Linked DNA regions of Homo sapiens: all the other regions are linked to region 4. The links are chromatin contacts, found by Hi-C or POLR2A ChIA-PET in ENCODE. All regions are on one chromosome and are shown on one strand. Each heading gives the region's core, a stretch centred on a gene start or an enhancer-like site at or near the end of the contact. The rest is flanking DNA. Distances are from core to core; before and after follow the strand shown.

Region 1 (6,921 bases), core at 864-3,363, 210 kb after region 4:
CTGCAAGCTCCGCCTCCCGGGTTCACGCCATTCTCCTGCCTCAGCCTCCCAAGTAGCTGGGACTACAGGCGCCCGCCACCACGCCGGGCTAATTTTTTGTATTTTTAGTAGAGACGGGGTTTCACCATGTTAGCCAGGATGGTCTCCTGACCTCGTGATCCGCCCGCCTCGGCCTCCCAAAGTGCTGGGATTACAGGCGTGAGCTACCGCGACGGCCTGTCCTTTCCATGCATTATCTTATTTCATCTTTCCAGCAATCCTGTAAGGTAGTCACTCTAAATATCCTATTTTGAGATGAGGAAACTGAGTCACAGGGGGGTTCAGTAATGTGCTCAAGATTGCACAGCTGGTGAGTGGTGACACTGGGACTGGAACCCAAGTGTGCCTTACTCCAGAGCCCTTGGCATGCACCTGAAACCCCATGTAAGCCCACTGTGGAGACGCGCACCTCGAAATAATGGAATCCACTACATCAGTTCCTTTAGCTTTCTGTGTAATCAGAGTAGCTAGCAGGCTCGGGATTTCGCCCCCCGGCTTTTTTTTTTTTTTTTTTTTGAGACAGAGTTTTGCTCTTGTTGCCCAGGCTGGAGTGCAATGGCGCAATCTCGGCTCACCGCAACCTTCGCCTCTCAGGTTCAAGCAATTCTCCTGCCTCAGCCTCCCGAGTAGCTGGGATTACAGGCACCGGCCACCACGCCCAGCTAATTTTTTTATATTTTTAGTAGAGATGGGGTTTCACCATGTTGGCCAGGCTGGTCTTGAACTTTTCCCCTCTTATTATAATTCAGACACTTAACCTGAAATATACCTTTTCAAATGAAGTAAATGGGCTTACCACTTTCCTTGACCTACTATTGAAAAATACATTCTCCATCCAATATTCAGCCTGAAAACAGGTATGTACATATATACTTTTCATTGCTTTTTTTTTTTTTTTTTTGAGACAAGGTCTCCCTCTGTTGCGCAGGCTGGAGTGCAGTGTCATGATCTCGGCTCACTGCAGCCTTCCCCTAATGGGTTCAAGCAATCCTCCCACCTCAGCCTCTCAAGCCTGGGATTACAGGCGAGCCACCGTGCCCAGCTAATTTTTTTTTATTTTTAGTAGAGACTGGGTTTCACTACATTGGCCAGGCTGGTCTCCAGCTCCTGACCTCAAAGTGATCTGCCCGCCTCAGCCTCCCAAAGTACTGGGATTACAGGCATGAGCCAACGCGCCTAGCCTTTCATTGCTTTTTAAAGACCTAATAGGCTAGACTTTGCTCTCCCTCAATACTCGTTGGTAGGGATAGGCAATTTTCTCAACTCCGGAGAGCATTCATTTGCCTCTCTCCGGTGCTAACACATTCAGTGGTAGGAAACTGGATCTTGAACAAGGGCCATTCATTCTTTGGTGCCACTGGCTATACCACAGAGAAATTTAGGGGTCTGAAACAATACATTGGTCACCTGGGCACCTATCCTAAGCACCTTAGAGGGAAAACGGAGACTTGCCCGCACACCTCTAAAGGATTTTGCACTTGGAGATGTTCTTATGGCCATCTATCTTTTCACCCTGGTGGAGGCCGTGAATAGGCATTTTCCCCATTTAAAGAAAAAATGGGGACGGGGGAGGGCCGTGACACAGTCACACAGGTAAGGGGCAGCCAGATGGCAGGGAGGGGGAATTCCACCCACACTCTCGGGGACTCATGGAGACGGGTGTTCGAATCCAGATCCTGCTCAAGGCCTTCCTACCTCGGGTGAGCCCAGCTGAGGTACCAGCCACTGGGGAGCCCGGCCAGATCCTGCAGATGCAGGGTGCCACGGCGGGCGGAATTACCGGCGCCAGACTTGGGGTGGGATATGGGGAGAAGTGGTGAGCCCGGAAAGCGGAGCACGGTAGAAGTGGGCTGGGTGGGGGCTCACCTCAACTCCCCCATTCGGAGCGTCCGCGGAAAAACGAAAACGTTCCCCCGCCCCGGGCAGGAAGGGGTTGGGAGGGGGGGCTGGCGCCCCGCCCCAGCGTCGCCTGCTCGATGGGGTCCCGCTCTCCTGCGCGCGCTCCCCGCCCCCTCTCTCCGGGGCGGCGGCGGCGGCGCAGGGGAAGGGGCGGGCAGGGGCCGCCGCCGGTTTCTCCTCCCACCGCCTCGCGCCAGCCCAGCCGAGCCGAGCCGAGCCGAGCGGGCGCCGCGCCGGGCTCCCGCCGCAGCCGCGCTTCCCGGCACCCAGCGAGCGAGTGGGCAGGCGGGCGGGCGAGGCAGCCGCGGGGGCCGGGCCCGGCGTCCTCCTCGCCGCCCGCAGCGTCCCCGGGCGGGCGCGGGCCGCGATGGCAGCGGCGGAGCAGGGCTGAGCCCGCTGCCCGCCCGCAGTTCCCGGCCCCGCTGGCCCCAGTCATGGCGAAGCAGTACGATGTGCTGTTCCGGCTGCTGCTGATCGGGGACTCCGGGGTGGGCAAGACCTGCCTGCTGTGCCGCTTCACCGACAACGAGTTCCACTCCTCGCACATCTCCACCATCGGTAAGGGGCGGTGGCCCGGGGCGCCCCTCCCTCCCCGCCCGCGGCCCCTTTCCCCGCCGCCCCCGTCCCCAGCTGGGGAGGAATTGCCAGCCCCTCCGGCTGGAGGCGGTGGCGCCGGAGGCCGGAGTCCGGGATAAATCTCGGGGTGAGCATAGGTTTTGGCAGGTGAGGGTGTCCCTGCTGCCTGCCGTCCGGACCAGGGGTGGGGTCTCCCGCCTCTTGCCGGGAAGCCTTCCGTCCCATCAAACCGAGAAACCGGGGGTGAGGGGAGCTGGTGTAGGCCTGGGTACCCCGAGCTGGGGTAGCAAGAATCGTAGCCGCTGGAATAACATCCCCACACCCCCAGGGGGAGGGGAAGTAAAGCTTCTGCTACGGAAAAGGGGGTCAGGGTGGAGACCGGAGTCACTGAGGCGCCCTTGGTTCTGTGGTGACCCAAGGTGGAGCCGGCGGGGGGCGAGGGGGGGAAGAGAGGACGTACGGAGGGGCCACAGGGATCGAGTTTCCAGGGCAGAGTTGGGAAGGTAAGCCGCAAGGTGGGACACCTGGGGGAGGACACAGATAGGGTGAGGAGCCCCTGCGCCTGGGAAGAGGAGACATCTGTTCTGAGGGAGGCTAAAGAGGATGGAGGAGTGTCAGGAATACCTGCCCAGACCAAGGGGTCAGAAGGCAGGCAGGACCCGCCTGAGGGCATCTCTCATCTGGCAGTGCTGGAGCCTGTGGTTAGAGGGACAAGACCCGGTGGCATCCCAGACAGCACTATGATGGGGTCACTTATTCTAGGAATGGGTCCATGGCCTCCCCTCTGAGACAGTCAGTCTCCCGCTTCTAGGCTGTGAGGGGCCCCCTCCCTGAGAAGTCTGAGTAGAGGGAATTTCATCCTCAGCTGCTACCCGGGTCAGCCCTGGAGTAGCCTCTGCATTGCCCAGGCCCCTGGAAACACCTGCTGGCTGGCTGGTCATCCATTTGGAATGCTCTCCTAGAAGTCCCTGCTGCCATCAGGGATGGGCACCAGCTCTCAGCTTCCTCTTGAGGATTCATGTCCACACCATCCCCCCTCCCCCCAACACACATTCCTTGCTGAGAGAGAAGTAGGAGCAGATAGATACAGCCAGGAGGAACAGAACCTTCTGGTTAAGAAGCCAGCTTTATTGTCCAAGAGACCTGAGACCTCACTGTGGGGCAAAGCAACCTTGAATATTGCCTAAACTTCTGAGCTTTATTTAGTTTCTCATCTGTAGAACGGGTATAATAATTGCACCTACCTGCCAAGTTGTTGTCAAGATTAAATGAGATAACGATTGTTAAGTGCTTAGCACAGCCAGACACATGGTGAAGCTCGATAAATGCTGATTGTTCTTACTGCTATTGCCATTATCATTGAGCTTTTAGGGTCTCCTCTCTTTGTTTCACCAACTTGAAGGGTGAAACAACAGGACTTAGGGTCAGGGAACAGAACTTGTCCGTCTTTCTCAGAGGAGCTGTAAGGCCAACTCTTAGGAAACCCAGGAGCTTGGGCTGAGCCATGGTTTGGATGAGAGACATTGCAGAAAGAAGGGGAGCCTATAGACACTAAGGCTTTGTGCCTGCCGGGAGGACTTGGGGAAGAGGCAGGTGCAGGAGAAAGGCATGGGCGTGATGGAGGAAGTGGCAGAGGAACCAGATGGTGTATGAGGACAGGTTGTGGGCTCAGGGACAAAGGGCGGTGGGTTATCCCTTAAGGAAACTAGGAGTGGCTATTTTTGGGAGAGGCCTGGTGCTTGGAACTACTGAGCTATCTCCAGAGAGCTGTGGGCTGCCTGGGAGGCCCTGGCTTTGGCCTGAAGAGCTGTTGTTTGCACCTGCTCTCCTAGTCCCATTCCAAGTCCTATAGGTGACATGGACTTTTCCCTTTGAGGGCTTCATTCAACCACCTCATTTCAGAAGCTCTGGGACTCCTGCTTAGTGCTGTGGGAGGCAGCCTCCCCTGGGAGACACATACCCTCCTTTTTGAGGGCACCCCTCTTTCTAAAATACCAGGATGGCCCTCTGAGGCTCGTGCTCTCCTTAAAGAGAGTCCATTGCCTCACACCTCTAATCATCCACCCTTCTCCTTGTCCCTTCCCCTTGTAATCTCCCTTCTTAGACACCTTCTGCTAATAGGTGAACACTAAATAGGTCACAGGGACTTCCTGAAACCCTCCAGGGCAGACCACTTTGGGCACATAGGTGAATCAGTGAACTGAGTAGGGGTGTCTCTGCAGCACTGTCTCCCCTCAAGGCCCTTGGTATATTGGCCTAAAACCTAAAGATGGCTCCCAGATTTCTTCCTCCGCTTCTGACACCCGGGTTCCCCTTTCTACAGGACACAGAGGATTCTCTAGGGTCCCCCTTTCCACAGGACACAGAGGACTCTAGGAGTTTGGATTCCATGGAATAGAAAGAAACCTGTCTTTCTTCACACCAGCCTTTTAAAATCTGCCCCACTGGGTATCTTAAATGCTTTCTTATTTAAAGCTTATTAAGGGACTTGGGATTCTCCCTTATCTTGGGCGTGTTTTTCAGCATTAACTAAAACTTAAAGGAAAGAGTTGGATGGTCAAGAAAAGCTTTTTCCTTAAGTGATATGGACAGTTTCTCAAGGAGGTAGAAGGGGCAGCCAGGAGACAAATCAAGGAGCCAACGAAATGAGTGCTACCAAGTCATAGTCATTCGCTTATTTTTAAAAAATGCGTGTCCTGTATGCCAGGCTCTGCACTGAGACCGAGAGATTCCAAGATGAATAATACCTACAGTCACTGTTCTCAAATTGTGCATTACCTAAAACACATTACATGACCATGCTGGCCACTGATCGAGGCACCTTTCCCAGGGGCTTTTTTTGTGAATTAAGAAAACAAGGTAATTCACCAGTTATTGCCAAGATAGTTTGGCTTCTTGGCTCATGTGGATATCACCTAGGCCAGTACTTTTGTGATTTACTGTGTACTCCACTTTAACGGCCTGCGATCTTCTAGAGAAGAACCCGCCAGGGAGCAGTGAGAGGCCTCCCTGGTAGACTGAGACACTGACTGTCCCTCCCCCTATCCTTTTCGTCTTTCTGGCCAGCAGACCAGCAGGTGGCCCTGCCACTGGCTCTGCCACAGGCATTTCCTTTCTGTGCAGCTGTGCTGGCCTGGCTGGGGGTTGGTGCGAAGGGGTCCCCAAAATACTACCTTAAACAAATTAATTGAGCATTCACTACCAAGCTCTGTGCCAGGCATTTTAGAGACATATTGCAGTCTACGTTTTCTGCCCACAGAAGCCCATAACCTAGATGGGGAGGCAAGACAAAGGGAAAAACAAAAAACAAAGAGCTAGTGCCAAAATGAGATATCTGAAAGAACTTGGTGAATCACTCTTCAAATGTAAAGGATGGATTATGATCATTGCAGTTACTCTTAATGAAGGTCTCACAGTGGGTATCAGAAGCTAAATTATGATGCAAGATGTACCATGAGGCAGCCGGAGAATGGCGATGGATGGGATGGGTGAGTGCTATTCCCACGACTCCATGCTGTCGGAGGCTGGGGAAGAGAGAGGCCCCTGTGGACTAGAACCGGCAGGGAAGGCTGAAGCTAGGCCTCAGTGTGGGCTGCTCGTCAGTTCCTGCAGCAGAAGGGAGCAGATGGAGTAACATGAGCAGAGATAACAGAGGTGGGATTGAGTAGGTGTCCGTGGGGCTCTAGGCAGTTTAGATGCAACAGAAGGGATTCTTCAGGAAAGTGAGAAGATTCTTCTGTTTCTCTCTCTGTCTCCCAAATTATAAGTGCCTTGATGGTGCGACCAAATCTTATTCCTCATTGTTTTTATAGTCCCTAGTACAGGGCCAGGCAGATTCAATGCCTGTTGTTAAATTAATGAATGAATGCAGGGACCAGTTGGCAGAGGGCATTGAGAGCCTGGCCAAGGAGGTGGAACATGAGCCTTAGCAATGGTAGGAGGGGTTTTGAGTAGGGTACTAATGAGGTTGGCTGGAAGAAGGGGTTAAGACTTGAAGCAGGGAGACTAGTCAGGGGCTGCAGTAGTATCTGGGCATGAAGGAACCTCTGAATGGCCCCTCACCCCCAGTGGTACCAACACCAACTTCCACACAGTCAGTTGTTCTACTTTCCCTCCAGAATGGGGAGTGGTTCAAGCCAATCAACCTGGCAACTTCTGAAAGAATCTTATGGGACCTGTGCCATGACCAGGTAGGGAGAAGATGTCATACATGGACATCTATGTTCAGGGGACCTTTGAGGACCTTTCTGCATGGTGGCCAGGAGTGAGATGATGTAAACCACAAATGGAAACTGAAGAGACTGCTCAGGAGTTGTTGGTTTTCTTTTCTTTTCTATTTTTTTTTTTTTGAGACTAGGTTTCACTCTGTCACCCAGTCTGGAGTGTGGTGGTGGCACAATCACGGCT
Region 2 (6,395 bases), core at 1,919-4,418, 170 kb before region 4:
AGCCTGAGCTTGCCAAGTCAGAGAACGATAGCTGAGAAATAAATAGTTCTTCTCTGTGTCAGCCCAGGAAACACTAAGGGTCCCTTTACACGGTATAGAATGAGCATTTTCTTACTGCTGGGGTTAAAGAAGGCCTCTCTCCCTGCCCTTGAGGCCTACAGCCAGAACTTTCTCTTTGCGGGAAACTCACTGGCTTCCACGGGAAGCCAGACTGGGCCCTGCGGCCTGCCCTGCCCAGCCCATACCCAAGCTTTACAGGTCGCCAACACACCAGTCAAAGGAGGAAGACTAGGGCCTTCACGGGGACACAGAGACAGGGCTAAGTGCTCTACTGCCTTGGAAACTTTCGGTACAACCTTGGCATCTCTAGCCCAGAGAGTTATTTCTATTGCAGTTTAAGGTTACTACCTTGGGCAGGTAACTTTCACCTTCTGGAAACTGCTGACAAGGAAGCTAAATAAGAGGGACCTCCCCAGCCCAAGCCTGGAAAGCTCAGCCATTCAGCCCAGGAGCCAAGATAAGGTGAGCCTGGTCAGTGCCAGCAGCCTGGGCCCACTCATGCCTAAAGACTCGTAGGGTCCCGTGAAGCCAGGTCAGTGTCTGACCTTCCTCTTTCAGGTTACAGATGTTCCCTCTGCATGTCTGTTGCAGGACTAAGCTGGCTTGAGAGACTCTGGGGTTTCTGTACAGCCCTGACAGGGACCAAGAGAAGAGAGACTATCACTGAGTTCTAGGGACTCCTTTTTTATTTTTAGTAGAGACAAGGTCTTGCTGTTGCCCAGGCTGTTCTCAAACTCCTGAGCTCAAGCGGTCCCCCTACCTCGCCCTTCCAAAGTGCTGGGATTACAGATGTGAACCACTGCCCTCAGCTTGAGTTCTTACTTGAAGTTCAGATTTCTGGGCTTTTTCTGGAATGAGACACAGTACAAAACCATAACACTTGATGTGATGTTTCTTTCTTTCTTTTCTTTTTTTTTTTTTTGAGACAGAGTCTTGCTCTGTCGCCCAGGCTGGAGTGCAGTGGCACGATCTCAGCTCACTGCATCCTCTGCCTCCCAGGTTCAAGAGATTCTCCTGCTTCAGCCTTCCAAAATAGCTGAGATTACAGGCACCCGCCACCACTCCTGGCTAATTTTTTTGTATTTTTAGTAGAGACGGGGTTTCACCATGTTGGTCAGGCTGTTCTCGAACTCCTGACCTCAAATGATCTGCCCACCTCGGACTCCAAAAGTACTGGAATTACAGGCATGAGCCACTGCACCCAGCCACTTAATGGTAGGTTTCTTATAAACCTACTGCATGGTTATATAAACGAGATGATAGAAAAGGAAATCTCTGTACTGTTGTCTTCAGTGCTTGTTAAGATACACAGTAGCCACTCCAGTGCGTTAGCCATCTCTGACAGGTGCTAGATTTTCCCCATTTGCTACTCATAATCTGCTCTCCACCCTTCTTTGCCCTGCTCTCTGCCCATGAGGCTGAGTCACAAGGATGACATCAGTAGGCTGCTTTTGCCCTCCAGCCTCTAGGGGTTGGCCAAGGAGGTTGGCATATTTATTTCTCTGGTTCCTTCCTGCCAGGTGGCCCTCTCTATCAGCTTTCTAGGTTCCTTTAATGGGTTCCATTGCCTTGTCCTTACAGACATGGTGGCGGTAGTGGCTCTTGCACTCACCAGCCCAAGGGTAGTGCACATCCCTTTTGCTTTGTCTAAGCCCAGTCCATGCTTTGTAAATAGTGACTTTATTACACTCTTCCTAAATGACTCAATTTAAGGGCATCCTTTTTTTTTTTTTCCAGGCTAGGACACTAACAGATGAAACCTTTAGAACATTTTGCCCTTATTACTATTTCTAAGTTAATATGGGGAAATTTTACTTGACTTTGCCCTCTCCTAACTTTTTGCACATAAAATTTTATTTTCTCTTTTTATTTTTCTTTGAGACAGGGTATACTCAGACTGGAGTGTAGCAGTGAATTCCTGGGCTTAAGCAATCCTCCTGCCTCAGCTTCCCAAGTAGCTGGGACATAACATCTAACATTCCCAAGTAGCTACTAGTGCATAACATCTAAAAAAAAATTTTTTTTTAATTTTAAAAATTAAAATTTTTTTTTGTAGAGATGGGGTCTTGGTATGTTGTCCAGGCTGGTCTCAAACTCCTGGCCTCAAGCCTTCATTCTGCCTTGGCCTCCCAAAGTGCTGGGATCATGGGTGTGAGCCACCGGGCTTGGGCTTATTTTCTCCTGGTATTGCTAGTTTTTTTTTTTTTTTTTTAGACGGAGTCTTGCTCTGTCCCCAAGGCTGGAGTGCAGTGGCGTGATCTCGGCTCACTGCAACCTCTGTCTCCCAGGTTCAAGCAGTTCTCTGCCTCAACCTCCCAAATAGCTGGGGTTACAGGCACCTGCCACCACACCTGGCTAATTTTTGTATTTTTAGTAGAGACAGAGTTTCACCATCTTGGTCAGGCCGGTCTTGAACTCCTGACCTCGTGATCCACCTGCCTTGGCTTCCCAAAGTGCTGGGATTACAGGCATGAGCCACCACGCCTGGCTAAAGTAGTTTTTTAAAATTTAAAATGTATACAATAATTTTTTGTTTTCTAAAAAGCAAGATCCTTACTGTAATTGCTTTCAGGAGATAATTTTAGATAATGTATTAGTTCGTTCCTTGTTGATTATAATAGAATATGTGGAACTGGGTCATTTATAAAGAAGAGTAATTTATGTCTTACAGTTATGACGGCTGGGAAGTCCAGGATTGAGGGGCTGCAACTGTGAGGGGACTCTTGCTGGTGAGGACTTTCTGTAGAGTCCCAAGGCCACACTGGGAATCACATGGTGAGGGGCTGAGTGAGCTCACATGCTTGCTTAGGTCTCTCTTCCTCTTCTTAAAAAGCCACTAGTTCCACTCTCATGATTACCTGCTAGTCTATTAGCCCATTAATCCATTAACCTATAAATGGATTAATCATAAGGGTTGAAACCTTTTGATCCAATCACCTCTTAAAGATTCAATACGGTCACATTTTGAGATTAAGTTTCTAACACATGAAATTTGGGGGACACATTCAAACCATAGTAGATAAATAAGGAAAAAAAAGTCTTGCAAATTTTGCATTTTAAACCAGCACTAACAGGTGTTTCCGACGCATGCTACGGCTTAAGAAGCACTGCAAAAGTCAGCTCTTCAAGCTTCTCACAGGCAGCTGTCCTAAGACATCAGCATCCCCTTCCCTCCATTAGAGCCTACACCAATGAGTTTGAGATAAAGCAATTTTATATAAAAACAGCCTAGTATCTCTATATTGGAAAGTCTGTCCTTAACACCAGGTTTTGAAGTCCAGGAAAGCTGTGTACGTTATTTAACTTAAAAAGTTAAATATGGGCCAGGCACAGTGGCTCACACCTGTAATCCCAGCACTTTTGGAGGCCGAGGCGGGTGGATCACCTGAAGTCGGAAGTTCAAGACCAGCCTGACCAACATGGCAAAACCCTGCCTCTACTAAAAATACAAAAATTAGCCAGGCGTGGTGGCGCATGCCTGTAATCCCAGCTACTCAGGAGACTGAGGCAGGAGACTTACTTGAACCCGAGAAGTGGAGGTTGCAGTGAGCAAAGATCGCGCCACTGCACCTAGCCTGGGTGACAGAGTGAGACTCTGTCTCAAGAGAAAAAAAGTTACATATGTATATCTATCTATATATTTAAATCACATATATATATGTGTGTGTGTGTGTATGTGTATGTGTGTGTATGTGTATATATATATATATATATATAACTTTAGGCCGTGCATCGTGGCTCATCTCTGTAATCCCAGCACTTTGGGAGGCCGAGGCGGGTGGATCACGAGGTCAGGAGATGGATTCCATCCTGGCTAACATGGTGAAACCCCGTCTCTACTAAAAAATACAAAAAATTAGCTGGGCGTAGTGGGGGCGCCTATAATCCCAGCTACTTGGGAGGCTGAGGCAGGAGAATGGCGTGAACCCGGGAGGCGGAGCTTATAGTGAGCCAAAACCGCGCCACTGCACTCCAGCCTGGGCGATAGAGCGAGACTCCGTCTCAAAAAAAAAAAAAAAAAAGAAAAACTTTAAAAGTTTTATACTCAAGGCTTTTCCTAGAATATACATTCCTCCATATTCCCTATTTTAAAAATTACCTCTTTGTCTCTCAAGCTCAACAACTTTTCTGTGAATCTCTTGATCCTTGCACATCTGGCATGAAAATATCCCAAGTTATCTGCATTGGCAGATGGAGCTGTGCTGAACAGAAGCTTTATCCTGGATTCGGTCCTCTCTCCCAGCACAAGCACCTGACTCAACTTCCGAAGTGTGGAGAACGTTATGGAACTTCATCTTGCCCTAGTTTACCTCCTCCGACTTCCAGTCCTACCCACTTATACTTCTTCCTGGTCCAAATGGATTATCCCCCTAATTTTTCCCCTTAAAGATATCAATAGAAGATTGATTATCCACACTGTATGCTCATTATTGTCCTGCGTTGCTCCTTAGAAGCTGTTGCTAAGTAATGCTAAGTACTAAGCCAGGTTCCTGTGGTCTGCTCCCGCACCCTAGAAGGGTCTTACGTGAATTGGGCTGGGATGAGTTCCAGCACATGGGAACTATAGGAAAATCTGAAACAGAGGCAAAAAGTGACCTTAGGAATGAAGTCTCCTTTACATTGATGATGTGTGACCTGTTCTCCTCATTCTCCTCAGCAACTTCAGACTGGCTACTTCTTTTTTTTTTTTGAGACAGACTCTTGCTCTTTGTCCAGGCTGTAGTGCAGTGGCACAATCTCAGCTCACTGCAACCTTCTCCTCCCAGGTTCAAGCGATTCTCCTGCCTCAGCCTGCTGAGCAGCTGGGATTACAGGTGTGCACCACCATGCCCGGCTAATTTTTTTAATTTTAATAGAGACAGGGTTTTGCCATGTTGGCCAGGCTGGTCTTCCCCAGCGAGTTTTCACCAGCTCTAGCCCAGCCTGACCCTTTTTCTAGTGAAAGGCAGGTCCCACTTGACTGTTATTTTCATCCAAAGGAATGAACAGCCAGAGCCTCTTACTTCCCAGTATGTAGTAGTGGTTATCATCAAGCAGTTGATTACATAGAGCTTTGTTTGGGGAATATAATTCTTTACAAGTCTGGCCGTAATAAAATACAGACTTGCCGCTAAGATTTGCGGGGCCTTGGGCACGAGTGCAGATGGAAGTCCACATACTACATATATAAAAGTTGTAAATTACACTAACAAACGGATAAATAAAATATTTCAATTCCCCTATACTGACAAATATCCCCTCATAAACACAAAATATACACACAGATACAAATATACAGCCCTTGAAAAAGAGAAAGAAACGGGCTAATCTGGAAGGCCAGGTTCAAATATGGAATTCTTGAACTTCTCAGAGCTCCATGCGGGGACATAGTGGAATGGAAAGAGCTGGCCCCTGACCCACCCCCCACTTATCTTCCTAGCCCAGGCACTGTCCCACATGACAAAGGGCCTTGAGTACATTCACGTAGACATGACCAAGCTCCATCCACATTCCCACTCTTACCTCATCACACTTATTGCACACCTTTCATGCCTAGGAATAAGTACATTAGTGGTACAGTCTGTCCTTGGGGAAGTGTACCTGCAGAAGTGGCCCAGGCCCAGGAATTAGGCTCTAGAAGGGGAATATGGGCTCTGAGTGGGAACATCCCATTGGTGGGTTCTTTCCGCCATGAGAGGTATAGCCAAAGTGGGCCAGAGTGAGGCCCTCTAAAGCATGGGATCCTCTAAAACATGGGACCATAGGCAGAGGGCACAGCCAGTGAAATAAGATAGCTTAGATGGAAGATACACCCAACAGTAGGGAAATCACTAAAGAGGTCATGAAAGCTCCAGGTAAAATGGTGGCCCCGGAGAGGAGAGGAGGAAGAGATAGAGATTATCTAGGAAGCAGATCTGAGCAGACACACAGAGTGCAGAAACCAGTGCTTCGGCAAATGCTACCTGTCCTGGCTTCAGCCCCTGCCCAGAGTACCCACACTTCTCTACTGGGCCCTGAAGACCCCTTCTTTGCCTAAGCTAGTTGGAGTAGGTACTGTTACTTGACAAAAATAAAGTCTTGACAAGATACTACTTCGTGTCGCAAAAGAAACCGAAGTTTCCTAGAGAGAGAGAGATGGCAGAGAAAGAAAAGGGCTAAAGACAGAGGTTTGAGAAAGACATAAAATGCAGAAAAAGAGAAAGAAGAACCCAAGTAAGAGTTGTGACAGGAGTAGGGAAAGAACTAGCTCACTCGGGTGGGCATTTCAGAAAGAAGAGCTGGTCGGTTGGAAGATGAGGCCTGAGTAAAGGTCACTGGAATTGATGACTAAAAGATCACCACTGACCTTCAAGATA
Region 3 (7,133 bases), core at 4,491-6,990, 140 kb before region 4:
TTTGTATTTTTAGTAGAGACGGGGTTTCTCCATGTTGGTCAGGCTGGTCTTGAACTCCCAACCTCAGGTGATCTGCCGGCCTCGGCCTCCCAAAGGGCTGGGATTACAGGCATGAACCACCACACCTGGCCAAAAATCATTTTTAGCCGACACACACAACAAAACATATTTATGGGACACATAGTGATATTTCAATACACATAATATATAGTGATCATCAGATCAGGGTAATTAGCATATCCATCATCTTGAACATTTATCTTTTTTGGTTTAGAGACAGGGTATTGCTCTGTTGCCCAGGCTGGAGTGCAGTGGCTTGATCATAGTTCATAGTTCACTATAACCTCAAACTCCTGGACTTAAGCAATCTGCCTGCCTCGGCCTCCAGAGTAGCTAGGACTATATGCATTCACCACAACCTGGCTAATCAAACATTTATCATTTATTTGTGTTGGGAACATTCAATATCCTCTTGGAGTTATTTGAAACTATATAATATACTACTGTTAACTATAGTCATCCTACAGTGCTTTAGAACACTAGAATTTATTCCAACTTATTCCTCCTATCTAGCTGTAATTTTGTATCCTTTACAAATCTCTTCCCATACCCACTTCCCGCTACCTTCCCAAGCCTCTAGTATCCTCTGTTCTACTTTTTACTTCCATAAGATCGACCTTTTTTAGTTTCCACATATGGGTGAGAACATGTGGTGTTTAACTTTCTGTTCAAGTTATCTGGTTTATTTCACTTAGCACAATGTCCTCCATTCCATCCATGTTATTGCAAATGACAGGATTTTGTCCTTTTTATGGCTGAGTAGTATTTTATTGTGTATATATACCACATTTTCTTTACCAATTCATCTGTTGTTGGACACCTGGGTTGACTCCCTATCTTGGCTATTGTGAATAGTACTGCAGTAAATATGGGGGTGCAGATGTCTCTTCAATATGTTGATTTCATACCCTTTTAGTATATACCCAGTAGGGGGATTGCTGGATCATATGGAAGTTTGATTTGTAGTTTTTTGAGGAAACGCCATACTGTTCTCCATAATGACTATGCCAGTTCGTGTTCCCACATAATAATCTTCATTCCTTCAAAGTTGATAATATATATGCCTGTTTATCTATAGACACACAGTATCGGGAGCTGAAGAATGAATAGTTCTAAGCCAGGCTTGTTGTTAGGTTGAAAAAAAACCCAACCAGCCAACCACCAATTTGGTTTTTCTCAAGCTGTCAGCTGAAGCAGAGAGAAGTAAAATGTTAAGTTGAGGGTGTTTTAAGGAACAAAGAAGATGCTATACTTGATCCCATATTCTCTTTATTTATACACAAAGTAAACAATCTCCCTTATTAAGCTTTCCAGGAATTTACCACCTGTTAATTCCAAGACCAAATTCACAACTTGGACAATACATGTATAAAATTGAAAGTCATTTATTGGTGGCATCCAAGGAGGTAATGAACATTATTAACAACATCTATTATGTTGTAAGATTAGTTGCTTCCCTGCAGTAGCTAGTCAAATATGAATTCTTATTGTCTTTCAATAAAGAGAATTTCTATTCCTTTTTTTTTTTTTTTTTTTTTGAGATGGAGTCTCGTTCTGTTGCCCAGGCTGGAGTGCAGTGGCGCAATCTCGGCTCACCGCAACCTCTGCCTCCGGGGTTCAAGCGATTCTCCTGCCTCAGCCTCCCGAGTAGCTGGGATTACAGGCAAGTGCCACCATGCCCGGGTAATTTTTGTATTTTTTTAGTAGCGAAGGGGTTTCACCCTGTTGGCCAGGCTGGTCTCAAACTCCTGACCTCAGGTGATCCGCCAGCCTTGGCCTCCCAAAGTGCTGGGATTACAGGCGTGAGCCACTGTGCCGGGCCAAGAATTTCTTTTCCTTTACCTGACTCTCCTTTCTGATTTTTGCCTAAATCATAATCCTGGGCTTTACTATCCATTACATCCTGAGATCCTTAGCCTTCAGATAACCTTATAGAAAAATCAGTTAATGTAACTGTGTAGGGCCACCTCATTTGTTGTACCTAGGGAAAATTAAGTTAGGAGGATCACCACAGAATAAACAGGGGAACAGGTTTGGCCTGTGATTCAGTGAGCAAAAAAGATCTTGCTCTTTTCCCAAGCCAGCTCTCCTCTCTTTCTCAGCACTAACATATTATAGGATGTCAGTATCTTTTTTTTTTTTTTTTTTTTTTTGAGACAAGAGTATCGCTGTGTTGCCCAGGATGGAGTGCAGTGATGTGAACAGGGCTCACTGCAGCCTCAACCTCCTGGGCTCAAGCAATCCTCCTGCCTCGATCTCCTGAGTAGCTGGGACTAGAGGCGCACACCACCATGCCAGGCTAATTTTTTAATTTTTTTGTTTTTGTTTTTGAGACAGTGTCTTGCTGTGTCACCCAGGCTAGAGTTCTCAAGCGATTCTCCTGCCTCAGCCATCCGAACAGCTGGGACTACAGGTGCCTGCCACCATGCCCGGCTAATTTTTGTATTTTTAGTAGAGATGGGGTTTCACCATGTTGGCCAGGCTGGTCTCGAACTCCTGACCAAAAGTGATCCGCCTGCTTTGGTCTCCCAAAGTGCTGGGATTACAGGTGTGAGCCACCGTGCCTGGCTTAGGATGTCAGTATCTTATACTTGACTGTGGCTTCCCTTTATCTTCTTCTAAAGAGGTTTCTGCCCTCTCTAGAGAGACAATATTGATTCCTTATCCCCAGATCGGATGGAGTTAAGTTCATGCTACTTGACTCCAGCCATCATCAACCTCTTCCATTCTAGACATAAAGTGCAATTTTTGCTAAGGAACTAAAGAGTCTCTCTGGTAAAGTGTGATTTAGGTCATTCTTCTAGATTCGGGTTTTAATTCACGGCTGGCATTTCCAAAGTAGTTTAGGGTGAGCATCTGAAATAAATGAGTCATCTCGGTCCTTCTATTTCTTCTATTTCCCATTATTTTCCAACTTAAACATCTAGGGACTAAAGATTAATTTATCCTCCCAATGCTGGCAACAGGCAAGTCATTCTGTAATATATATTGGGAAATTAATGGACTTCCATTAGGGGAGAAGTAAACAAAAGTTGATAATATATATGCCGGTTTATCTATAGACACACAGTATCAGGAGCTGAAGAATGAATAGCTCTAAGCCAGGCTTGTTGTTAGGTTGAAAAAAAACCCAACCAGCCAACCACCAATTTGGTTTTTCTCAAGCTGTCAGCTGAAGCAGACAGAAGTAAAATGTTAAGTTGAGGGTGTTTTAAGGAACAAAGAAGATGCTATACTTGTTCCCATATTCTCCACCAAGTCAACCCTCCTTATGTGGCAGGGAGAGCTGCACTCAGACCCCGGATGCCTAGGGAGAAACTGGGAGGAATTTTTGCTCCCATCGCAGGTAGGATCTGGTGGTTTGTTGAAATCCACGTGGTTAGGAAACCTCAGATTAATCACCTGAGTGGTTTGGGAGACAGGTTGCTAGAGGCCAGAGGCACTCAGAGGCAAAAGGACACTGAGGCTTTATAAAGGCTCCTTCCATGGTGGACACTTGACAGCAGACACAGCAACCTACGATATCAGCCTCAGCGTTTACTGTTCCCCTACTCCAGAGTACAAAATATCTCCCTAGGTATTGAGCAAAAACACTGCGAGAACCATTCAACCTACTTCTATATAAATGTAGTCTTCATACTACATTAGACATTTTTTTTTTTTTTTTGAGACGCAGTCTGGCTCTATTGCCCAGGCTGGAGTACAGTGGCGTGATCTCGGCTCACTGCAACCTCCGCCTTCCGGGATCAAGCGAGTCTCCTGCCTCAGCCTCCGGAGTAGCTGGGATTACAGGCATGCACCACCGCGCCCGGCTAATTTTGTATTTTTAGTAGAGACGGGGTTTCGCCATGTTGGTCAGGCTGGTCTCGAACTCCTGACCTCGTGATCATCCCGCCTCGGTCCCCAAAGTGCTGGGATTACAGGTGTGAGCCACTACACCCGGCCGACATAAGACGTTTTGTTGGCTAACATTAGTACAGCACCCTAGAGTTTGTAAAGTGCACTCAGATCGATGGTCTTAATTGATCCAGTTGCACACAAACCTTATCATGATGTTCTGATTGTGAGCCATCAGTAAATAGTGGTGGTACTGAAGTTCTCCAGAACATGTCTCAGTCAGGGAAACCCTTCAATATGGTCTTACAAAGAAATATTAGTTTATTTGATAACTGAAAAGACAGAGGGTCTTGCTCTGTCACCCAGGCTGGAGTGCAGTGGCTTGATCATGGCTCACTGCAGCCTTGAGCTCCTGGGCTCAAGTGATCCTTCCACCTCAGCTTTCTGGGTAGCTGGGACTAGAGGCACACACCACCACACCCAGCTAGTTTTTAATTTTTTTTTTTTGTAGAGGTGGGGTCTTGCTATATTTCCCAGGTTGGTCTTGAACTCCTGGCCTCAAGTAATCCTCCTGCCTTGGCCTCTCAAAGCACTGGGATTACAAGTGTGAGCCACTGCACCTAGCCATAAGATATATTTAAGACAAAAGCTAATTGGTGTTGGCAGGTAAAACTCAAGAAAGGTGCAGGTATCCAGGTCCTCTTCTCTCCCTGGATCCTGTAGACAGTTGGGCTTTTTGGGGTGCAGCTGGATGCACCATCAATCATCTGAGGAGGGACCCCTGGTACCTCTTCCTTTTCATAGGTCAACTTGAGAGGGACTTTGCTGTGGTGGGAAAGTATTTCAGGGTTCAGACACTGATCAGCATGAGCATAGGGGCCCAAGGCTTAAGGAAGTGCTATGAAATGCCCAGCTAGTGTCTTCAGATCTCCTGGTACCATAGGAAGTTGAAGTTGGGCACAGCCAGCCTCTCCTCTTGGGGAAACAGTAAGGTAGCCCATTGCCAGGCAAACCCAAAAGGAGCTCTTAGGACCATTCATTGGATATTCCTATTTGTCACACCACACTTTCTACCCATATCCCCCAAACTTAGCTAGTACTTAGAACATAAAAAGTACTCCAAAAATAACTACAGCTGCCATTAATTGAGGGCCTATTGTGTGCAAGTGACTTGGCATATTTTATCACTAGTTCTCACAATGACTGTGCAAGATAGGTATTATTAGCTCTATTTTATAGATGAGGAAACAGAAGCTAGAGAAGGCTAAGTGACTTGCTTAGTAATATGCAAGTCACATAGAGCTAGTAAATGGTGGAGCTGAAATATGAACCCATATCTCTGTGACTCCTTTTACCCCCAGGCTATGTAGCCTGTCACTGTGAACATAGTCTCTCTCCTCTCCTCCCCACTGGCCCCCGTACATGTGTGTCTGTCTGTCTCCAGCTCGACCTCTCCCTGTCCTGCTGTCTCTGTTTCTCTCTCATCTGTGGGTAGGTTCCCACCACTTCCTTTCCTGAAGTCCATGCCTTGCGTGCCTGCCTACTGAAATGTGCTTCACCAGTGAGGCCTCCTGACCCTTCTGCATTGTCACAAGCTGGCCTGGATGATTTTTCTCACCTCACCCAGTCTAGTTTGCTCTCTACCTTCCAAGCCCAGCAGGTACTTGAAAAGTAGTGGTCATCTGCTGTTAGTAAAAGCTCCAAGTAAGAAAAATGTAAGCTAAACTAGGAGCAGAACAAAAAGGAAGTTAAGAGATAAGAACCAAACCTGGTTTCTTGGCAGGGCACTTAGGGAAAGAATGACCCAAGGTCAGTCAAACCTGCACCCTAAAGCAGGAAGGGCCTCTGGCCTTTTCACTCAGCAAGATGCTCAGGGGACAACCCAGAACATAGTGACTCTGGCTGAGGACGCTGTTACATTCCCCAGGGACTTGTAAGGCCTAACAATCACCATCCTCCTCCCGCTCCTCCTCATCAAATGCATTTATTAAACAGCCTAATTATTAAACAAGGCAGGTGGAAGAGAAAGGTGGGAAATTGGAAGGTTGAATCAAGCTTTTTAAAAAGCTAGAAAAATGACTCACTTTGTGTAACCTCTCATTTGGAGAAAAAAGTGGATGTTCCTGATCCAGCCAGGTACATTTTTAGACCTGTAGGGGAGAGATAGGGAAACAGACCATTTTTTCTCTCAGTCACAACTACTGTGAGCTCAGAGCTGAACTGCCAGGCCTCTAGAATAAATTCAGAGGATTTATTCTTCCAACAAGGGCCAGAAAACTGACAGAATCACAGGCAAGAATAATATCTGTTCAAGTCAATGTTTAGAATATTAGAAGTGTGAAGACATTTTATTAGCAAATCCACCAGATTTTCTCCTTAAGGTAAGAAATTGTGCTCTATTTTTTTCTCCTTCCTTTTTCTTTCTTTCTTTCTCTCTTTCTTTCTCTTTCTCTCTCTCTCTTTCTTTCAGAGTCTCACTCTATTGCCCAGGCAATCTCAGTTCACTGCAACCTCCACCTCCTAGGTTCAAGTGATTCTCCTGCCTCAGCCTCCTGAGTAGCTGGGATTACAGGCATGCACCTCCATGCCCAGCTAATTTTTGTATTTTTAGTACAGAGAAGGTTTCATCATGTTGACCAGGCTGGTCTCAAACTTCTGACCTCAGGTGATCCACCCACTTTGGCCTCCCAAAGTGCTGGGATTACAGGCATGAGCCACCACGCCCAGCTATTTAGTTTTAAATCCTGGGATGGAGCCCAGTGTCTGACACAGAGAGATGCTCAATAAATGTTTGCTAGGGCCAGGCATGGTGGCTCATGCCTGTAATACCAGCACTTCAGAAGGCCAAGGCAGGAGAATCATTTGAGCCCAAGAGTCCGAGACCAGCCTGGGCAATATAGCAAGATCCCCATCTCTACAAAAAAAAATTTAAAACAATTATATTGAAAAGCTTACTAGGATAAAATTGAAGGCAAGAGCTGAGTCTTGCACAATTTTGTATTCCATTCAGTGCCCAGCACTAAGTGAATGAGTGCCTGCAGGCATTAATGAATGAAAAATGCACTTTTTGATTTGCCTTTGAAGGAAAGCATATGCCTTTGCAAGCAGTGGTATCATCTTCCTAATTATCCAAGAAGTCTGTGTTCTCTTCTTAATTTCATTTTGATTTTGTTCCCTTAAGAAGACAGAGCTTTTGCTAAACGAATCTGGCTACTAAAAAGAAACAGTTCTGCTGG
Region 4 (6,999 bases), core at 2,535-5,034:
AGCATTACCCTGATATCAAAGCCAGACAAGGACATAACAAGAAAATTACAGGCCAATATCCTTAATGAATATAGATGCAAAAACCCTTAACAGAACACTAGCAGCTAGGCATGGTGCCTCATACCTGTAATCTCAGCACTTTGGGAGGTTGAGGCAGGTGGATCACTTGAGGTCAGGAGTTTGAGACCAGCCAGGCCAACATGGCAAAATCCCGTCTCTACCAAAAATAAAAAAATTAGCTGGGTGTGGTGGCGGGCACCTGTAATCCCAGCTACTCGAGATGCTGAGGCAGGAGAATCGCACAAACCCGGGAGGCAGAGGTTGCAGTGAGCTGAGATCATGCCACTGCACTCCAGCCTAGGCCAAAAAGCGAGACTCCGTCTCAAAAAACAAAACAAAAACAAAACACACACACACACACACACACACAAACACTAGCAAACCAAATTCAACCACACATTAAAAGAATCACTCACCATGATCAGTGGGATTTATCCCTGGGATGCAAGATAGTTCAACATATGCAAATCAATAAATGTGATATATCGCATTAACAGAATGAAGGATAAAAACCATTTGATCATCTCAATAGGTGTGGAAAACATATTTGACAAAATTCAACATCCTTTCATGATGAAAACTCTCAACAAATTAGGTATAGAAGGAATGAACCTCAACACAATATACATTAAACCCATAGCTATCATTATACTCAACAGTGAAAAATTGAAAGCCTTTCCTGTAAGATCTGGAACAAGACAAAGATGTGCACTCTTGTCACTTCTATTCAACTGTAGGGGAGTGAAAAACCTCCACCCTTCTAAGTTCCTTGGCTAGGCTACAAATTAAAGGGACATAAGACAGATTGACAGGAGAAAAACCATATTTAATGATGGGCATATGCAAAGGTGTCCCACAGAATAAGAGACTTGAAGAAGGGTCAGACGATTGAAGTCTATATAGCATCCTAAGCTACAGAAAGGAATAGGAGCTCCAGCTTCTCAGGGGAGGCGGGGGACACAAATTACGATAGAGCAAAGGGAGGAAATTTGTGGTGAAGAAAGGCTGCCTTATCCAGATAAACAGTCTCAGCTAATAAAAATTGTCTGGAGCAGCCCTCAGAAGAAGAGGTAACAATCTCTGGGTTGGTGTTAACCTCCAGTCTCACCTCCTGTGAACCAAGTTAATCTTCCCTGATTGATAAGATTTCTAGGGAGGGGATTCATAACAAATTGAGTTCCTTTTAGAGGATTCATCTTTAGGCAGATAAGGGGGCTCAGAGAAAGCATCTGCTGTTTCCTAAGTGCCCTCAGTGCAAAGCCACCAGTGCACCACAGAGGCATATTTTGGGGTGGCATTTCCTGAACACCTTCACTGCTTAGTATTAGAAGTCCTTGCCAAAGCAATTAGGCAAGAAAAAAATAAATAAAAGACACTAAATCATTTAGAAAGGAAGAAGCTAAATTGTTACTGTTTGCTGATGACATGATCTTATATATAGAAAACCCTAACGATTCTACCCCAAAACTGTTACAATACACGAATACAGTAAAGTCACATGATACAAAATCGACACACAAAAGTCAATAGTGTTTCTGTTTATTATTCATTTTATTGTTAGACCTGCACTAACAATAAACTGAAAAAGAAGAGAACAATCCCATTTACCATGGCTACAGCCTGGTGATAAAGACAGCCGAGGGGAATTCTCTGGGGTCAGATCTGGATTCCAATCCCCCCTGAGCCACTTACTCATTGTGTCACTTAGGGCAAGTGGCTTCATTTTTCTGCATTTTAGTTATTTCATCTTACTTCGTTAAATGGTAGCGACAATAATAATGCCTTCCTTGTATGAATATTGGGAAAAGCGAAAGGAGATGGGTAATCCATTAAAGTGTTTACTTAACCCAATGCTGGGCACAGACAAACAGTAGATATTAGTTATTGTTGTGTTATTGTGCATTTAGTGCGCTATATTAGGTGATCTTGCGAAAAGAGCAGAAATAGTCTCTGTCACTGAGGCATATGTTCCCAAAATCCCACTCTGCCTTCTCTGTGCTGACTCAAATCTGATTTAGCTCCAGCAGCTTCTCTGTGTAGTGGAAAGAGCTTGGATTTGTGCCCCAGCTCCATTGATCCCCAGCTCTGCACACATCATCTAACTTCTCTGAGCTTCAGTTTCCTCTTCTGCAAGATGGAGATGATAATAGAGACTCTGCTGACTTTGTAAGGTTGTGGTGAGGCTCAAATGTGACTATGGGTGAATTTTCTCCAAAAGCTGTAAAGTCATTATAAAGCAAAAGTAAAACCCAACCTTACAGGCTTCACTCAAGTCCCACCTTCTCCTACCTTTCTGTGAGAGAAATCCAACTCAAACTGTCTTAAGAGGGGGGAAAATGGATTTTCTTAGCTCATGCAACTAAACGATCCAGGAGTAAATTCTGGAGTGGCTGGAGCCAGGTTCTCAAAAGATGACATTTAGGCCAGGCACGGTGGCTCACACCTGTAATCCCAGCACTCTGGGAGGCTGAGGCAGGCGGATCACGAGGTCAGGAGGTTGAGACCATCCTGGCTAACATGGTGAAACCCCGTCTCTACTAAAAATAATAAAATTAGCCAGGCATGGTGGCACGCGCCTGTAGTCCCAGCTACTCGGGAGGCTGAGGCAGGAGAATGGCGTGAACCCAGGAGGCAGAGCTTGCAGTGAGCCAAGATCACACCACTGCACTCCAGCCTGGGCGACAGAGGGAGACTCCGGCTCAAAAAAAAAAAAAAGACATTTAAAAATCTGATTCTCTCTTTCTCTCAGCTCTGCTTTCCTTTGTATTTCCTTTGTGTCCTTCTGAAGACACCAAATCCTTAGAAGGCATCTCTTTGTGCTTCCCTGCCCCCATCTTTGCCATGTCATAGGTTAAGCCTGCTCAGACTTTAACCTATGAAGCAGGCTTAACCTATGAAGTGGCAAAGATGGCCACAAGCAGCTCTGGGCTTGCAAACTACCAGTTTAGCAATCCAGATAGAAACAGTCCACCATTCTCTCGACAGCTCCAGCAAGAGTCCCAGAAATGAGTCTCCATGGCCTGACTTGGGTCATGTGCCTGTCTGTGGCCCTTTCTCCCAAGGCCAGGAGATTGGAATATGCCAGTTGGCCAAGCCTGAGTCACATGCCCACTGTCTGGAGCCAGGTGATGAATCATTCCAGCTCATTCCAGCTGTAACCACATGAACAGAACGAGGAGAGGTGGTTCCCCAAAAGGAAAGCAAAGTGATGTTTCCAACGGAAGGGAAAAGGAGATACTGGACAACAGATTTTCACTGTACACAGATTTGACTATTGTATTTTCTGGTAGGAGGTAGGGAGAAGAAGTGAGAGCCAGAATAAAAAGTCCCAGAGAGCAATGAGACATTCAGTTAATACTCTGTAGTTGACTCAACACTTTGCATCCCTGGAACATTCTGCCTAGTAATATGGCTTCAGGAGAAAGGGTCCTGGGCCATTTTAGGAAGGGAGCCCTGCACTTGCTGAGAAACACAACTGTGAATGATAAAGGGAACGAGAACCCTATTTCCTGACTCATTAAAGCAAGAGAGTGCTTAATAAATACTACTTGGTGATAAAGTTCTGACAAGGCCACTCATCTAATAACCACAGTTCTGACTCTGATTCCTATTCTGCTTAAGAATCTACACGAGCCCAGACTTCAGCTGTCATTAACAGAGGTCATGTCGTTGGCAGGCTGCCTGTCACAGATTCCGTGCACAGGAGGGCAAATAGCAAATGGGGAACTCCGGACACCACAGGTGTTTCTCTCTGAGTCACAGCGCTTCAGCCTCATTCCCCTTCCCTGGAGAAGACTTCCTCCATTCCATCACTACTTCTACCTCCTAAATAGCACTTTTCTCACCATTTCATATTACAAAAGCATGTTATGACATGCTTATTTCAGGAAACTCAAATAAGAGCATGCAGAGTCCCCATATTCTTCTCTACCTTATTACAAATCATATCCTCTTCTAGGCATATACGAATACTGTATATAAGACTTTTAAAAGTGGGATAACACTGTTCCATGACATATATTGGAAATATGTTGTGGGAAGTCAGGGACCCCAAACAGAGGGACCGGCTGACACCATGGCAGAAGAACATGGATTGTGAAGATTTCATGGACATTTATTAGTTCCCCAAGTTAATACTTTTATAATTTCTTATGCCTGTTTTTACTGCAGTCTCTAAACATAAATTGTGAAGATTTCATGGACACTTATCACTTCCCCAATCAATACCCTTGTGATTTCCTATGCCTGTCTTTACTTTAATCTCTGAATCCTGTCAGCTGAGGAAGATGTATATTGCCTCAGGACCATGTGATAATCGCATTAACTGCACAAATTGTAGAGCATGTGTGTTTAAACAATATGAAATCTGGGCACCTTGAAAAAAGAGCAGGATAACAGCAACTGTTCAGGGAATAAGAGAGATAAACTTAAACTCTGACCGCTGGTGAGCCGGGCGGAACAGAGCCATATTTCTCTTCTTTCAAAAGCAAATGGGAGAAATATCACTGAATTCTTTTTCTCAGCAAGGAACATCCCTGGGAAAGAGAATACGCACCTGGGGGTATAGGCCTATAGACAGCCCCCCTAGGTGTGCCCGTCTTCTATGGTCAAGGCTGTAGGGGTGAAATAGACCCCAGTCTCCCACAGCGCTCCCAGGCTTATTAGGAAGAAGAAATTCCCACCTAATAAATTTTAGTCAGACCGGTTGCTCTCAAAACCCTGTCCCCTGATAAGATGTTATCAATGACAGTGGTGCCCGAAGCTTCATTAGCAATTTTAATTTTGCCCCGTCCTGTGGTCCTGTGATCTTGCCCTGCCTCCATTTGCCTTGTGATATTCTATTACCTTGTGAAGTACTTGATGTCTGTGACCCACACCTATTCGCACACTCCCTCTCCTTTTGAAAATCCCTAATAAAAACTTGCTGGTTTTTGTGGCTTGTGGGGCATCACGGAAACTACCGACATGTGATGTCTCCCCCGGATGCCCAGCTTTAAAATTTCTCTCTTTTGTACTCTGTCCCTTTATTTCTCAAGCCGGCCGACGCTTAGGGAAAATAGAAAAGAACCTAAGTGACTATCGGGGCAGGTTCCCTGAGAAGAATATCTCTCAATGCCCATAGATACCCTTCTGTAGCATTAAATTTAAGAGATTCAAGTTGGTGATTTTTTTAGTGGATGTACTATAAATTATTTATCCTTTTTTCTACTATCGGGTAGCTACATTGTTTACACATGTTACTATTATGATATTCTGTGGACTGTTTTAAAAATAAAATAAATGAATGGGGTTACAGTAGGGAGGTATAATGGCCAGTGTGGGAAAGACACAGCTACCAGGTGAGGTGGCTCACGCCTGTAATCCTAGCACTTTGGGAGGCAGAGGTGGGTAGATCACTCGAGCCCAGGAGTTTGAGACCATCCTGGGCAACATGGCAAAACCTTGTCTCTACAAAAAATAGAAAAATTCACCAGGCATGGTGGCACACATCTGTGGTTCCAGCTACTAGGGAGGCTGACACAGAGGATGGCTCGAGCCCAGGAGGTTGAGGCTGCAGTGAGCCCAGATTACGCCACTGCATTCCAGCCTGTGGCACAGAGTGGGACCCTATCTCAAAACAAAACAAAAAATTAAATAAATAAAAAAGAAAAATGCAACATACTACAGAAAAGCGGTATGAGGGAAAATAGTTGCTTTCAGAAAAATATCTCCATTTAATATCATGTAGACCACACCTGGAATTTGGGGATTTTTCTGGGCTCTGCTCTCAGCTCAGTAAGGTTTTTGCTATTTGAATGACTATAAAGAAGCTTTATCCATCTGGATCCTGTTGTTGCTGTGTAATGGGGGTGGGTGTGTGGGTCACTAATTCCATCAACTTTGATTCGATATGTTTCTGTTATACTAGTTAACAAATTGCCCCAAAACGTACTGGCTTAAACCAATCATCATATTTGCTTATGTTTCTCTGAGTCAGCAATTTGGACAGAGCTTTGTTGGGTGGTTATTCTGTTCCTCATGCCACTGGCTGAGGTCATTTACTAGGCTTCATTTACCTAGTGGCTAGACAGAAAGGTCTAAGAAAATTTCACTTACGTGTCTGGCACCTCAGCACTTCTCCACTTGGTCCCTCTCTCCACGTGGTAAGGTTGAGCTTTCTCATGATATAGAAGTTTCAAGGTAACCAGATTTCTTATATGGCAACTGCTCCCAAATGGGACAAAATTGGAAGCTACGGATATCTTAGGGCCCAGCCTTAGAAGTTATACAGTGTTACTGCAGCCTCAACCTCCTGAGCTCAAGCAATCCTCCTGCCTCAGCTTCCCAAGTAGCTGGGATTATAGGCATGTGCCACCATACCCAGTTAATTTTTTAAATTTCTTTGTAGAGACAAGGTTTTGCCACTTTGGCCAGGCTGGTCTCAAACTCCTAGGCTCAAGTGATCCACCTGCCTTGGCCTCCCAAAGTGCTGGGATTACAGATGTGAGCCACTGTGTTTGGCCTCCAGTGTATTCTATTTGTCAAAACCAGTGTCAGAGTTGGTCTGTTTCAAAGAAATAGAAAATAGACCACACTTCTTGATAGTAAGAGAGGCAAAGAATTTTAAACCTTCTTTAACTCACTACAGTGAATATGATGAATACAATAGGATTATAGCGTTCTCCTATAATCAAGATACATAGAATATAATGGTGTCATAAAATACTATGTCCTAAGTATGCACTCAATCGACTAGAAGAGAGATTTAAGCCCATTTATAGTCAATAATTTTGCCCAAGTTCTGAGCATACACCAAAATAAACCATTGCCGAGATGGTATGTGGAAAATAGAATCCCTGGCAAAACTCACCCCTACAAGACAACAGTGATACCCATCCCAACTCACAGCCACCACCCACAATACTGGAGAAAGGCTCTGGGTCTTGGACATCTCAGCTC

The links. Hi-C counts contacts between places; a loop is a spot of excess contacts on that map. ChIA-PET counts read pairs that join two places held with the same protein, here RNA polymerase II (POLR2A). Pooled maps may share reads with other maps.
Region 1: a loop to region 4 is called in a pooled map, with 2.4 times the contacts of the local background. The contact joins the promoter of RAB15 here to the enhancer-like site in region 4. A Hi-C loop is called at or near these places in 2 of 50 pooled maps. POLR2A ChIA-PET finds 5 or more read pairs at or near these places in 5 of 52 experiments (GM10248, HEK293T, OCI-LY7 and 2 more).
Region 2: a loop to region 4 is called in a pooled map, with 2.6 times the contacts of the local background. The contact joins two enhancer-like sites. A Hi-C loop is called at or near these places in 1 of 168 maps with a recorded cell type or tissue (PC-3), 1 of 37 single-sample maps with no recorded cell type and 3 of 50 pooled maps. POLR2A ChIA-PET finds 5 or more read pairs at or near these places in 6 of 52 experiments (B cell, BJ, CD4-positive, alpha-beta T cell and 3 more).
Region 3: a map with no recorded cell type shows a loop between it and region 4 (16-fold over the local background). The contact joins two enhancer-like sites. A Hi-C loop is called at or near these places in 2 of 37 single-sample maps with no recorded cell type and 7 of 50 pooled maps. POLR2A ChIA-PET finds 5 or more read pairs at or near these places in 4 of 52 experiments (OCI-LY7, PC-3, Panc1 and 1 more).

What each region holds. Positions count from the first base shown.
Region 1 is chr14:64,967,528-64,974,448 of GRCh38, reverse strand. RAB15 (RAB15, member RAS oncogene family) reads left to right here and starts at 2,113. Exons shown (of 7, transcript NM_001308154.2): 1 at 2,113-2,496. The coding sequence starts at 2,373. All of the region lies in intron 3 of CHURC1-FNTB (CHURC1-FNTB readthrough), which reads right to left. RefSeq lists a silencer at 1,951-2,320.
Region 2 is chr14:65,348,449-65,354,843 of GRCh38, reverse strand. No RefSeq gene overlaps it. Among named protein-coding and RNA genes, the nearest start is that of MIR4708, 16 kb to the right of the region's middle. Within about 2 kb of position 3,168, at least 2 of the 41 ENCODE cell types and tissues checked have a DNase peak (open chromatin) inside an H3K27ac peak, as active enhancers do; they include B cell, where a contact is called at or near this core.
Region 3 is chr14:65,319,743-65,326,875 of GRCh38, reverse strand. No RefSeq gene overlaps it. Among named protein-coding and RNA genes, the nearest start is that of MIR4708, 12 kb to the left of the region's middle. RefSeq lists enhancers at 5,190-5,279, 5,500-5,609. Within about 2 kb of position 5,740, at least 6 of the 41 ENCODE cell types and tissues checked have a DNase peak (open chromatin) inside an H3K27ac peak, as active enhancers do; they include PC-3, where a contact is called at or near this core.
Region 4 is chr14:65,176,801-65,183,799 of GRCh38, reverse strand. No RefSeq gene overlaps it. Among named protein-coding and RNA genes, the nearest start is that of LINC02324, 42 kb to the left of the region's middle. RefSeq lists enhancers at 3,662-3,751, 3,822-4,021. Within about 2 kb of position 3,784, at least 12 of the 41 ENCODE cell types and tissues checked have a DNase peak (open chromatin) inside an H3K27ac peak, as active enhancers do; they include B cell and PC-3, where a contact is called at or near this core.